Linked DNA regions of Homo sapiens: all the other regions are linked to region 1. A link is an interaction called in ENCODE POLR2A ChIA-PET data of the cell type or tissue named here. Cell type or tissue: MCF 10A. All regions are shown on one strand. Region 1 holds the start of MRPL55 (mitochondrial ribosomal protein L55). Region 2 has its middle 11 kb from the start of JMJD4. Region 3 overlaps OBSCN (obscurin, cytoskeletal calmodulin and titin-interacting RhoGEF).

Region 1 (4,000 bases):
CGGCGCTCCTCAGGAGACAGGGTGTCCAGATCTATGGGCATCTGCAGGGGACAGACCAAGTTTCGTCCATGTGGATCGAGGGACCTTGAGAGCTACTGGGGGGACAGCCCAAGGCCTTCCTCTCAACTTACGTCTTCCATCCTATGCTAGCTTAATTTTCAAACATTCTTATTGGTCTCTCCCTTCAAAGCTTTCAATCTTTAAAATAAATTGTTCTGTGTTTTCCCCAGATTTGATGTTTTTAAAAACACACAAGGCCAGGCATGATGGCTCACTCATACCTGTAATCCCAGTGCTTTGGGAGGCCTAGGTGAGAGGATCGCTTGAGCCCAGGAGTTCAAGACTAGCCTGGGCAACACAGAGAGACCCCATCTCTACAAAAATATCTTTCAAAAAATTAGTGAGGCATGGTGGTGTGCACCTGCAGTCCCAGCTACTTGGGAAGCTGGGGTGGGAGGACCGCATGAGCCCAGGGGGTCAGGGCTGCAGTGAACCGAGATCGTGCCTCTGCACTCCAGCCTGGTTGACAGAGCAAGACCCTGTCTCAAAAAAATAAATTTAAAAAATAAAAACACACTACTGGTTAGTCCTATCTAATTTTGGTGCTTAGAGTCAGTTTTGGATCTAAGCCTTCCTCCACTCCTCCAACAACCACCTGCTCCCCTGACTCCTGTCATGTGGTACAGTGACCACAGCCACATGTCCATCCGAAGGCGACTGGTCACCAGCACCCCCACCACAGCCTCGACCCCAGCCCGGCACCTGGAAGCACCTGGAGAGGGAAGCTTACCGCCAGCATGCGCCGTGGCTCCCTGTAGCGGATGTGGATGGTGGAGCCATCCTGCTTCACCAGCAGCACGGGGTAGAGTCGTGCATAAGCCTGGCGGTGCACACGAGTGAGTGAGGCCCTGCTGCTGTCAGCTCGCCAGGAGGATGTGTGCAGGCGGCGGAGTGCAGGTCCGGTGGCCTTCACGGTGCTCTGCCTCAGCCGGCTGCAGATAAATGTTCAAGCTCTGGTCAGCCGACAGTGCTGCAGCAGAGTGCCAACATGACTGAGGCTGGCTGTGATTGGGCACTGCCGGGCCACAGGAGACATTACCAGAGCTGGTGACCCGTGCCGGGGCAGGATGAGCCTCGGGGCTTCCTCAGGAGCCACAGGCTGTGGTCAGAGGCGTTCTGGCCCCCTAGCCAGGAAGAGGCTGCCAGGCTGAGCAAGGGCACAAAGCTTCCAGCACAGGGGACAGTGGACAATAGCAAGGACTAGGGAGGATTAGAATGGCGGTTTCCTGCTGAAGAGAGGGGTTCCCTGGGGTGGCCCCTGACAGTAATCCCCAGGGACCTAAAAGTCCATGCTTACCCAAGCAGGCTGCCCACGGCCGCCATTCCTCCTTACAGCCCCAGTGGCACGTGGAGGTGGTCAGTACAGGCCCTGGCGTGCAACCTGCTAGGCAGAGAATGAAGAGATCTTTTTTAAAAGGAAGGTTCTTCCACCTAATGGTTTCTTATCAAATCCCAGCCCAGGATGCTTCCAAGACACATGTAATCACCACGCCACTCACCAACCTCTCCCAGCAACCCTTGGACTTCTCAGAACCGCCTGTAGAGGTTTTTCCAAAAGCAGAAGTTGGTCACTACTCCCAAAGATTCTGAGTCAGCCTGCGGCAGGGCCCAGGCTGTCTGTTCTGGCCGTTACCGAGTCTGCGAAACCTCTCTGAATGGACTGCAGCCTCAAAAGTGGAGCTGAGGTCATGCCTTGCTTTCTAAGGTCATTGCTAGTTTTAATAAAAACTCAGTGAAGTGAGGATTGTCATGCTTGCTTAAAGGAGAATGGAGGCCCAGGGCTGCTTTGCTGTGACCTGGATTCCCATGGGAGTCTGTGCTGAGGTGTGCGAAGTAAAAGCCCAGTTTTCAATACTCAGATTCCAGGAGATGAGGCTGCACAGAGGCCGAGCGCCCAGCTTCCTCTGGCGTACCCCTGTCTCTCACCAAGGAAGGGACCTGAAGACAGGTCCGGCTGCCTCTAAAATGGAAATCCTGCTACGTGTCCTATGCCCACATCCCTCTCCCTCGGCCTCACCAGCACAGGAGCCTGGGGCTGGTCCAGGAGGGTCTTCGGGGAAAGCTCCCTCTCCTTTCCTGCTAGACTGCATGGGGACAAGGGCTTATCACAGGTGCAGCCCCCTGTCCCCTTCCCTGCCTCCCTCCCTCCCGACTCCACCGGGAGGGTACAGCGCCTCCCGCCTCTGTTCCCGGCCCACACGAGGCGCCAACCTGCGGCCGCCACAGTCGCTGCGGAGGGGTCTGAGGACAGGCGGTCCTGACTCCCGCTGCCCGGTGGAACTAAGACCAGGGACGAGGCCACGCAGGAGATCAAGGTACTCACTGCGTTGGGTGCTGCTGCGCTGCAGCCCACGACGTCACTGGCAGGCGCTGCGTCGCGCGGTATGACGTGTTCCATGGCAGGGAGAGGCAAGAGTGGGCGGTGAGACACGAAGATATACGCCCCTGTTGGGCGGGGCCGGCGCGGCGTGATGTAATCTCGGGGGCGGGACGAAGCCTAGGTGGGCGGGGCCTGCGGGGGCGCTGTGGCGGTACAAGAACCCAGGCGGGGCCGGCGAGCAGGTGACCTCCGTCCCTACCGGGAGGACCAGGGCGGGCCGGCGAGGTCGAGGGGGACCCGCGGGTCTGAGGGAGGACGGAGTGGGGGAGTGCTGAGGGAGGACCCGGGGTGGGGAGCTGAGGGAGGATCCGCAGGGCTGAGGGAGGATCCAGGAGAGCTGATAGAGGTCCCGGAGGGCTGAGGGAGGACCCAGGGGTCCTGAGGGAGGACGCAGGGGGCTGAGGGAAGACGCAGGGGGGCTGAGGGAGGATCCTCGGAGCTGAAGGGGCATCAGCTGGGCTGAGGGAGGACCCAGGGGGACTGCGGGAGCACCCGGGCGGGGGCTGAGGGAAGGAGGATCCGCGGGGCTGAGTGGGCACCAGCTGGGCTGAGGGAGGATCCAGGGGGAGCTGCGGAAGGATCTGCGGGGCTGAGAGAGGATCTAGAAGGGGTGAGAGAGGTCCCAGGAGGCTAAGGGGGGAATCTGCAGAACTGAGGGAGGTCCCAGGGGGCAGTGAGGGAGGATCCATGGGCGCTGAGGTGGGAATCTAGGGAGGCTGAGGGAGGATCTGTGGGGATGACGGAAGTTCAAGGGGGGCTGAAGAGGCACGCAGCGGGCTGAGGAGGACCTGAGAGGCTGAAGGAGGATCCGAAAGGCTGATACAGCGGGGCTGAGGGGGGATCCGCGGGGTTGGCGGGGGCTGAGAAATGACCCTGTAGTTCACAGCAAAATGGAGTAATTTATGTCACAACGTAACCAAAATGGAGTGGGGAGGGCCCTAAGGAAGCAGCTGTCACGCATTTCTGAAATGCCAGAGAGGCTCGCTATTACCTTGTAAACAGAGCTTATTCCGGGCATTTCCACTGGCCTGCAGTATTCCAGATGAGATGTTTGGACCAGGGCAGGCAGATAGCATCGCCTATCTGCCTCAGCGAACCAGGGTCACTTTGTGCAATGAGTTCATGAGACCAGGGCCTTTGTTTTGTGAAAGTTACAAATAAGGAGTGAAATCACTTTGTCAGGCCCAGACAAACAGGGCTGGGAAGAACAGGAGGCTCAGGCTTAGTGTCTGAGATAAGAATTATTCGCAAGGACTTTCTAAAAACCCCACAAGAAACCCTTTTGTGTCATTCACGGGTCTCCTACTTTGACAAAATTTAGACCATCTTTAGGACTGCAGTAATTCAGTTAAGATGCTCGGAATAAACACTTGCCCAGTAATGGCAGCGCCACCAATGAACTGAGGACAACTTTGAGCTTTGGCGTTGGGCCCCTGGAACCAATGAACTCTTTCTAAGCAGCTTCTGTGAACCGCTCCCTTTTCGCTGATAAAAGTTCCCTTTTCACTGATAAAAAGTTCCCTTTACCCTTCCCTCACTGGGAATGCTGGTGGCTTGCTG
Region 2 (4,000 bases), 380 kb before region 1:
AACTGCACAAATTGTAGAACCATGTGTGTTTGAAAAATATGAAATCTGGGCACGTTGAAAAAGGAACAGGATAACAGCAATGTTCAGGGAACAAGAGAGATAACCTTAAACTCTGACCGCCGGTGAGCCAGGCAGAACAGAGCCATATTTCTCTTCTTTCAAAAGCAAATAGGAGAAATATTGCTGAATTCTTTTTCTCAGCAAGGAACATCCCTGAGAAAGAGAATGAATCCCTGAGGGTAGGCCTCTGAAATGGCCGCTTCGGTGGGCGGCCGTCTTTTATGGTCGAGCTGTAGGGATGAAACAAGCCCCAGTCTCCCATAGCGCTCCCAGGCTTATTAGGACAAGGAAATTCCCGCCTAATAAATTTTGGTCAGACCAGTTGTCTGCTCTCAAACCCTGTCTCCTTAAAGATGTTATCAATGACAATGCATGCCTGAAACTTCATTAGCAATTTTAATTTTGCCCCAGTCCTGTGGTCCTGTGATCTCGCCCTGCCTCCATTTGCCTTGTGATAGTCTATTACCTTGTGAAGCATGTGATCTCTGTGACCCACACCCTATTCATACACTCCCTCCCTTTTTGAAAATCACTAATAAAAACTTGCTAGTTTTGCGGCTCAGGGGGCATCACAGAACCTGCTGACATGTGATGTCTCCCCCTGACTCCCAGCTTTAAAATTTCTCTCTTTTGTACTCTGTCCCTTTATTTCTCAGACCAGTTGACACTTAGGGAATATAGAAAAGAACCTACGTGAAATATTGGGGGTGAATTTCACCCAATATCTGGCTGAATTTTGCCCGATATCTGGCTGAATTTCCCCTGATATCCTCGCAGATGGAACAATGATGAGAGTACACTTGAACAAATGAAAAGCAGACATATTTATCCCTTATGCATTTGGGTCATCCTTCTGCTGTGTCCTGCATCCATTGGCTGGACCTGGACCTCACAATCTTAAACTGATACCTGATTTGCTAACAACCTGAAACTTTCCTAAATAGGTAAGTGCAAGGGAGAACAAAAAAGGAGAGGAAATTGCTTATGAAAGGTTTAAAGAAGCAATAACATTTCCAAATAAGGAAGGGGCATGAGCTATGAACTAAGACTTGCTGGGGCCTGTCCAGACATGCCTGAGTAAGGCAAAGCAACTAAGTGGGCTAAAGTGTAAGAACTAATAGTTGATAGGGGGCTTTAGAGCAAGAAGCTATTATCTCTAGTGTCTATTATTTTATTTTTAAACTAAGACGAGCTCTGAAGAGGAACTTTTCTACTTTCCACACTCTCTTATTCTACAATTGCCCCTCAGTGACTCCATTCTGTGGAACCTGGACGCTCAGCCTTGATCTTCCCAGGGCCCTCTTGCCCCTGTGAAAGGAAAATAAATCTCAAGACCCTAAACTAAATAAGCCAAACGGAAAAGTCAGTCTGGGAACTGGGTCACACAAACCTGCCTCCCATTTCGTGTCTACATAAGATAGCTACAAAGATTTAAAAAAAAAAAAAAGCATCGCACCTCTCTCACAATTTGCCCACAAATTGTGGGCTCCAAGATTTTTACCCTAAAACAGTTCTGTTTCATTTCACCCTGACAATGTAAATTGATAGCTTATATTCACAGGTATGGAACAAAGAACAGAACTCAAAGTCATCCCTCTGCCTGAGATATATGCATATCTGATTGCTTCCTGTGCCCTATGTTTATTTTATCTTATGCAAAAATGCAGATTCACCAAGCTAGATAAATGTGTGACTATTTCTCTACCCACCCCCCCAACGTAAATTGTGTATTCATTGAATGGCTGATCAAAGACTCAAAAGGATGCAACCGCTTGCCTCTTATTTACCCACACCCTTTTCACAATTCCTTCCTCAATCCCCAATACCCACCCTTTTCATTTTAAATGTTGAGGTCCCCAGATCCTCCTTGGAGAAACCATGGGCCACAGTTTTTCCCGTGGTTCTGTATTCTTTTCTATTCCACATCCTTAACCTTGGAAAATAAACCTCTTAAAGTGATTGAGACTTGCCTTGGTCATTTTTTTTTTTTTTTTTTACACCTCAGACTTGGAATCCCTAATCCCCCTTCCTCAGACTCCCGGATCCCAGGGCTTTCTCTTAAACACCCATTGGTATCACATCTGGGGGTACCTTAAATACAGGACAGTGGGGAGGGGCTGGGTAGAGGGAAATGTTGCCTGATATTCTGCCCTCTGGGATATGGATCATCATTTCCTCCCTTTGTGGGCCTCAGGCTTCTATCCATAAAAATGGAAATAGGAACACTCATTTGGTTGTGTAGACCTTACCCAGAGCCCACCTCTAATAATATAAAGGCCAAGAATGCAATCCCCTTTTTTCCCCAAGAAGGTAAAGTCCTCAGAGCCAAGGAGAGAAGGCTCAAGGATGATAACCATGTATTGTAGTGTAGAGAGCACCCTTGACTTAAGTAACCCCATCTTAGAAAAAAGACTCCATTTTACATTTCTTAGGACACTTTGACAACAAGGATAAGATATTTTGCTTAATAAATTTTAAAAAAAGGCCTGCATCCAACCATATAAGGATATAAACAAGCATACTCATCCACTATCAGTTCTCACCAGTGGACTCTGTTGTCATAAAAATAGCAGGCCATCAGCAGCTCAAAACAGCTGTCTTAACTAACACCATCTTGCTGGCACTCATAATAAGAACTCGACATCTGCTGCCAAAGCCTCTGTCTGCCCCATCAAAGATTCTTTCTTGCAAGATTGATGGACTGCCTGGCCCAGACCAGAAGATTCTCTTTGTCTTCATTTAAGTTCTCCTCGAACTGGTTCTTTAACATTTTCTCCTATCTCTTCTCTTGATGTTAATGTTACTTTGTTGTCAAATGTTTAATCTATAACATTTACATATTAAGTATACTATTAGGTAGTGTTTGCAATATTTACTGACTTGTGGAGTGGCTTGAGCCTGTGTGCCTGTGGCTCTGACTACCTAGTGAACGGGAACTACTAAGGAGAATTGCCTCCTCGGGAACTCCATGTAGCTTGTGGCTTTTGTGATTGAATAGAATCAATAAAAGCCTGACATTGTGGAAAGACACATATATCCATGGGCTTCCTTGTCTCTGACCTTGCACCACACTTGAGATACAGTTTTCAGTGTTCCAGTTTACATGTCTGTCATTAAAGTTATTTCTAATTATTTTGCTTTTGAGTTTATTGTAAATAGAAGGCTTTTTAAATTTCATTTTCAATGCTCATTTCTTAAGTGCAAAAATATAACCAATTTTTTGCATCTGTTAAGTTTGCTGAATTCCTTTATTCTAATATGTTTTAGTGAATTTCTTACATTTTTCTAAATATAAGATCATATCATTTGTGAACAAAGATCATCGTACTTCTTCCTTTCCAATCTAGATGGCTTTTATTCATTTCTGTTGCCAAATTGTCCTGGTTAGCACCTCCAGTACAATGATAAACAGATGTCATTAGAGTGGATGTATATATCTTGTTCCTGATCTTAGGACATTAGTATACAGGCTTCCACCACGAAGCATGGTGTTAGCTGCAGGGTTTTCTTTCCTTTTTCTTTTTTTTTTTTTTTTTTTTTTTGAGACAGAGTTTCACTCTTGTGGCCTGGGCTGGAGTGCAATGGCACAATCTTGGCTCACTGCAACCTCTGCCTCCCGGGTTCAAGCGTTTCTCCTGCCTCAGCCTCCCAAGTAGCTGGGATTACAGACATGTACCACCATGTCCAGCTAATTTTGTATTTTAAGTAGAGATGGGGTTTCACCATGTTGGTCAGGCTGGTCTCGAACTCCTGACCTCAAATGATCCACCCATCTTGGCCTCCCAAAGTACTGGGATTACAGGCGTGAGCCACTGCAGGGTTTTCATGTGCCCTTTAGCAGTCTGAGCATATTCCCTCCTGTTCTTATCTCGTTGAATGTTTTCATCATAAAGATGCTGGATTTTGTCAAATTTATTTTCTGCATTTGTTAAGATGGTCA
Region 3 (4,000 bases), 150 kb after region 1:
CGAGACCTCGTCTCTACAAAAACTACAGAAATTAGCTGGATGAAGTGGCACACGCCTGTAGTCCCAGCTACTCAGGAGGCTGAGGCAGGAGGATCACTTGGGCCCAGGAGTTCCAGGCTGCAGTGAGCCATGATCACACCACTGCACTCCAGCCTGGGCAACAGAGTGAGACCCTGTTTCTGGAAAAAAAAATAAAAGCAACAACAACAACAACAACAAAACAGGCTAAATGTCAGAGAGAAAAAGGTTGTGGTACTACATTGACTCCCAAATGCCAACCCATGACAGCTTGGCATTCTATCAGTATATAATCATTTGTAGTTGTGTATATATAGATACCAAAAAATCCCACTGTGTATCTTTCTAAAATATTGTGTTAAGAGAGTGCGATAAATTCTTTAATGGTAATACATTTTATAAGTTTTGGAGAATTGCCAATTTGTTAGAGAAAACTATGAAAAAGTTACACAGGAAGAAACAGACAACTCAGATAGTCCTATAGCTTTTAATTAAGTGGAACCAGTAATAAACAATATTTTTATAAAAGGTCTAAGCCCAGTGGATCTACTGATAAATTATACCAAATATTCTCAAAACAAATTATTGAATGTTCTTAGAGATCCTTTCAGAGAATAGAATGAGAAGATACACTCTTGAACCTGTTTTATGTGGATAGCATAACATAGATACCAATTATGACAACAGTATAAAGATTTGAAATTACAGGCCAGTCATTATGGATATCCAGGCCAATGCTTCAACAATATATTTTCAAAGTGGTATGACCAGTATGTCAAAAGGAAAATGCACTATGATAAAAGGCATAATTTAGAAATGCTATACTCAATATATTCAATATTCAAAACATCAGAAAATGTCATGCATGACATTAACAGATTGAAAGAGAAAATCTCAATAAATGCAGAAGAAAAGTTTGATGAAATTTAACATCATAAATTCTGAACAGCTGTTTGATAAAGTTTAGCATCAGGCCTGGCACGGTGCCTCATACCTGTAATCCCAGCACTTTGAGAGGCTGAGGCAGAAGGATTGCTTGAGCTCAGGCATTCGAGACCAGCCTCCCAAGCAGCAGGGACCACAGGAACATGCCACCATTCTGCAGGGTGCCCTGGGGATGTGACAGATCCTGCATGCAGAATGGATGGAGAAACTGTGTTCCTTGTACTGGGAGGCGGTGGTGCAGAGCCTGGAGAGCATCTGTCCCTCGCACTTCCCCTTCCAGGCCTTCTCTCCCCAGTGCTGCCTTCCTGACCTAGATGGTGGTGGCCACCCTGTGCATCCCTGCCTTCCCCAGAGCCCAAGGCGGTGTTTGCTAAGGAGCAGCCAGCACACAGGGAGGTGCAGGCTGAAGCAGGGGCTAGCGCCACACTGAGCTGTGAGGTGGCCCAGGCCCAGACAGAGGTGACTTGGTACAAGGACGGGAAGAAGCTGAGCTCCAGCTTGAAAGTGCATGTGGAGGCTGCAGGCTGTACACGGAGGCTGGTGGTGCAGCAGGCAGGCCAGGCAGACACCGGAGAGTATAGCTGTGAGGCTGGGGGCCAGCAGCTCTCCTTCCGCCTGCAAGTGGCAGGTCAGTGGTTTGGGGATGCTGAGTTACCTTGTGTGTAGGTGTTGATGAGATTGGCTGATAGACCCCAGTACTCTTTCCATTAGAGTTCATCTCTGGAAGTCTCTCGTAATCCTACCTGCCATTTTCCTACCCATGGCTGGCCCGAGGTTGGCCAGAAGGGATAAATGCATACAGGAGACACTGTGAGTTGTGTTTCCAGGCAGTAATGCTGTTCACATATTCCCAGCACCCAGTCAGAACCCACAGGTGCTCCCAGGTGTCCAGCCCTTTGGCTCAATTGAACTGAGGGGCTGCTACTGGAGGCTGAAGTAGACCAGATGTCTCTCACCTGAGGCCATCCGAGAGCTTGCACCCAGCCTCACCAGCCCGACCTGAGGGCTCCCCCTGTGGAGAGATGGTTGAATTCCATTGAACAAGGATAAGGGCAAATTTCAGCCACACAATCATTCTTGGAATTATCTCATGATTGAACTTTGGATTATCCAAGTTTTAGGTGTTCGGGGACCCTCTTCTCATCTTTCTTATGGGCATAAAAAGTCTCTGTGCACCCACATGTGGCAAAATCTATATCCTGGGTTTTTTTATTTTGTTGTTGTTGTTGTTTTTGAGACAGAGTCTGTCACCTAGGCTGGAGTACAGTGGCACGATCTCAGCTCACTGAAACCTCTGCCTCCTGGGTTCAAGCAATTCTCCTGCCTGAGCCTCCCAAGTAGCCAAGATTACAGGCGCCTGCCACCACACCTGGCTAATTTTTGTATTTTCAGTGGAGATGGGGTTTCACCATGCTAGTCAGGCTGGTCTCAAACTTCTGGCTTCAAGTGATCCACCCGCCTTGGCCTCCCAAAGTGTTGGGATTACAGGTGTGAGCCACTGCACCTGGCTTGTTTTTATTACACTGCCTACAGAATAAATGCAGAACTGGGAATTGGTGGCTCTGGACTGCGATACACCACTGTGAGGTTTGGAATTATCTTCTGAAAGTATATGTTGTTTTCATTTGCTCTTATGTCAGAACATTCTGTGACTGAACTTCCCTTAGTTTAATTTTGTATATTTAAAACTGAAGAGGAATAAACAAATCAAGCTACATCAGCACACATTTTAAAGATGAATTACTATACAGCAGCCACTGACAGATAAAGCAGTATGTGTTTCATACCGTTCTAATAATTCATGGCTAGTTGATAGAGAAATCTGAGAACGAGTTCTATTTTCCTTTAGTAAGAGAGTCTTTTGTCGGATGGAGGTGGAGTGCAGTCACACACTTGTTCATAGGTACCGACACTTAACATTGGTGTCACATCAGCATGTAGGAGTTCTTGGGGGTGTACAGATGCCAGAAACCCCACTTTGTAGGTACTTGAAATGTTGTTATTTGAGAACATGCCATTATTATTATCATTATTTTGAGACGGAGTCTCACTCTGTCACCCAGGCTGGAGTGCAGTGGTGCGATCTTCGATCTTGTCTCACTGCAACCTCCTCATCCTGGGTTCGAGCGATTCTCCCACCTCAGCCTCCCGAGTAGCTGGGACTACAGGCGCGCGCCACCATACCTGGCTAATTTTTTTGTATTTTTAGTAGAAACAAGGCTTCATTATGTTGACCGGGCTGGTCTTGAGCTCCTGACCTCAGGTGATCCACCCACCTCAGCCTCCCAAAGTGCTCTGATTACAGGTGTGAGCCACCATGCCTAACCCTATATTTATGCAAGTAAATTTGAAAAGTTTTGGCAAATTGATCAATTTCTTCAAAACTATATCAAAAGTAGAAATAGGCAAGTTGAACAGTCCTATAACCTTTTATAGAAATGCAACAAATAATCATCTTATAGAAGGTTACCCCAGTGCTCTACTGTAAACTGTACCAAATATTCTGGAAAGAAATTATTCTGTGTTCATAGACATTCCTCTAGAGTATTGAAAAAGGACCTCAGTGCTCTATCTCATTTTATGTAGGTAATAAATATCATTAATACCAAGCTCTGACAGGGTGAATATGAAGAATTAAAATTGGTCAATCTCTTATCAATATCAAGGCTCACTATCTTAAACTAAATATAGCACCCTGAATTCAGCAATTTATCAAGAGGATAACACACAATGACAAAAGTCATAGTCCAGTAATGCAAGGATGGTTTAACATGAGAAACATTAGAAAATCAGTACAAAATGTGACATTAACAGATTGAAAGAAAAACGAATGTGATTACTCCAATATGGAGACTAAAAGCATTGGATAAAATACAACATCATAAATATGCCAAAAATATTTGGAAAAATTTAGCATCAATTCATGTCATACAATTCTTAACAAACTCTAAATAAAAACATTTTTCCTTAATTTCATAAGCAATAGTATAAAGAAAACAAGCTAACATTACACAAACATGAAACCTTGAAAGCGTTG

Evidence for each region. ChIA-PET counts read pairs that join two places held together with the same protein. Peaks named below come from ENCODE experiments on the same cell type or tissue, not always from the same donor. Only the 100,000 strongest peaks of a DNase experiment are listed, where the experiment ranks them.
Region 2: POLR2A ChIA-PET joins it to region 1 with 8 read pairs; 5 of 35 experiments call an interaction of 5 or more read pairs at or near these places.
Region 3: POLR2A ChIA-PET joins it to region 1 with 5 read pairs; 1 of 35 experiments calls an interaction of 5 or more read pairs at or near these places.

Annotation. Positions count from the first base shown.
Region 1 is chr1:228,106,878-228,110,877 of GRCh38, forward strand. It overlaps MRPL55 (mitochondrial ribosomal protein L55), which reads right to left and starts at 2,422. Exons shown (of 5, transcript NM_181463.3): 1 at 2,272-2,422; 2 at 2,078-2,144; 3 at 1,358-1,441; 4 at 791-992; 5 at 1-41. The coding sequence starts at 1,383. RefSeq lists enhancers at 641-1,355, 1,356-2,069, 2,338-2,507 and a silencer at 2,778-2,867. In MCF 10A, no CTCF peak of the experiment used is centred here; a DNase peak (open chromatin) is centred at 2,484.
Region 2 is chr1:227,722,565-227,726,564 of GRCh38, forward strand. No RefSeq gene overlaps it. Among named protein-coding and RNA genes, the nearest start is that of JMJD4, 11 kb to the right of the region's middle. In MCF 10A, no CTCF peak of the experiment used is centred here; no DNase peak of the experiment used is centred here.
Region 3 is chr1:228,258,186-228,262,185 of GRCh38, forward strand. It overlaps OBSCN (obscurin, cytoskeletal calmodulin and titin-interacting RhoGEF), which reads left to right. Exons shown (of 116, transcript NM_001386125.1): 17 at 1,316-1,591. Among named protein-coding and RNA genes, the nearest start is that of OBSCN-AS1, 47 kb to the left of the region's middle. In MCF 10A, a CTCF peak has its summit at 1,971; a DNase peak (open chromatin) is centred at 1,966.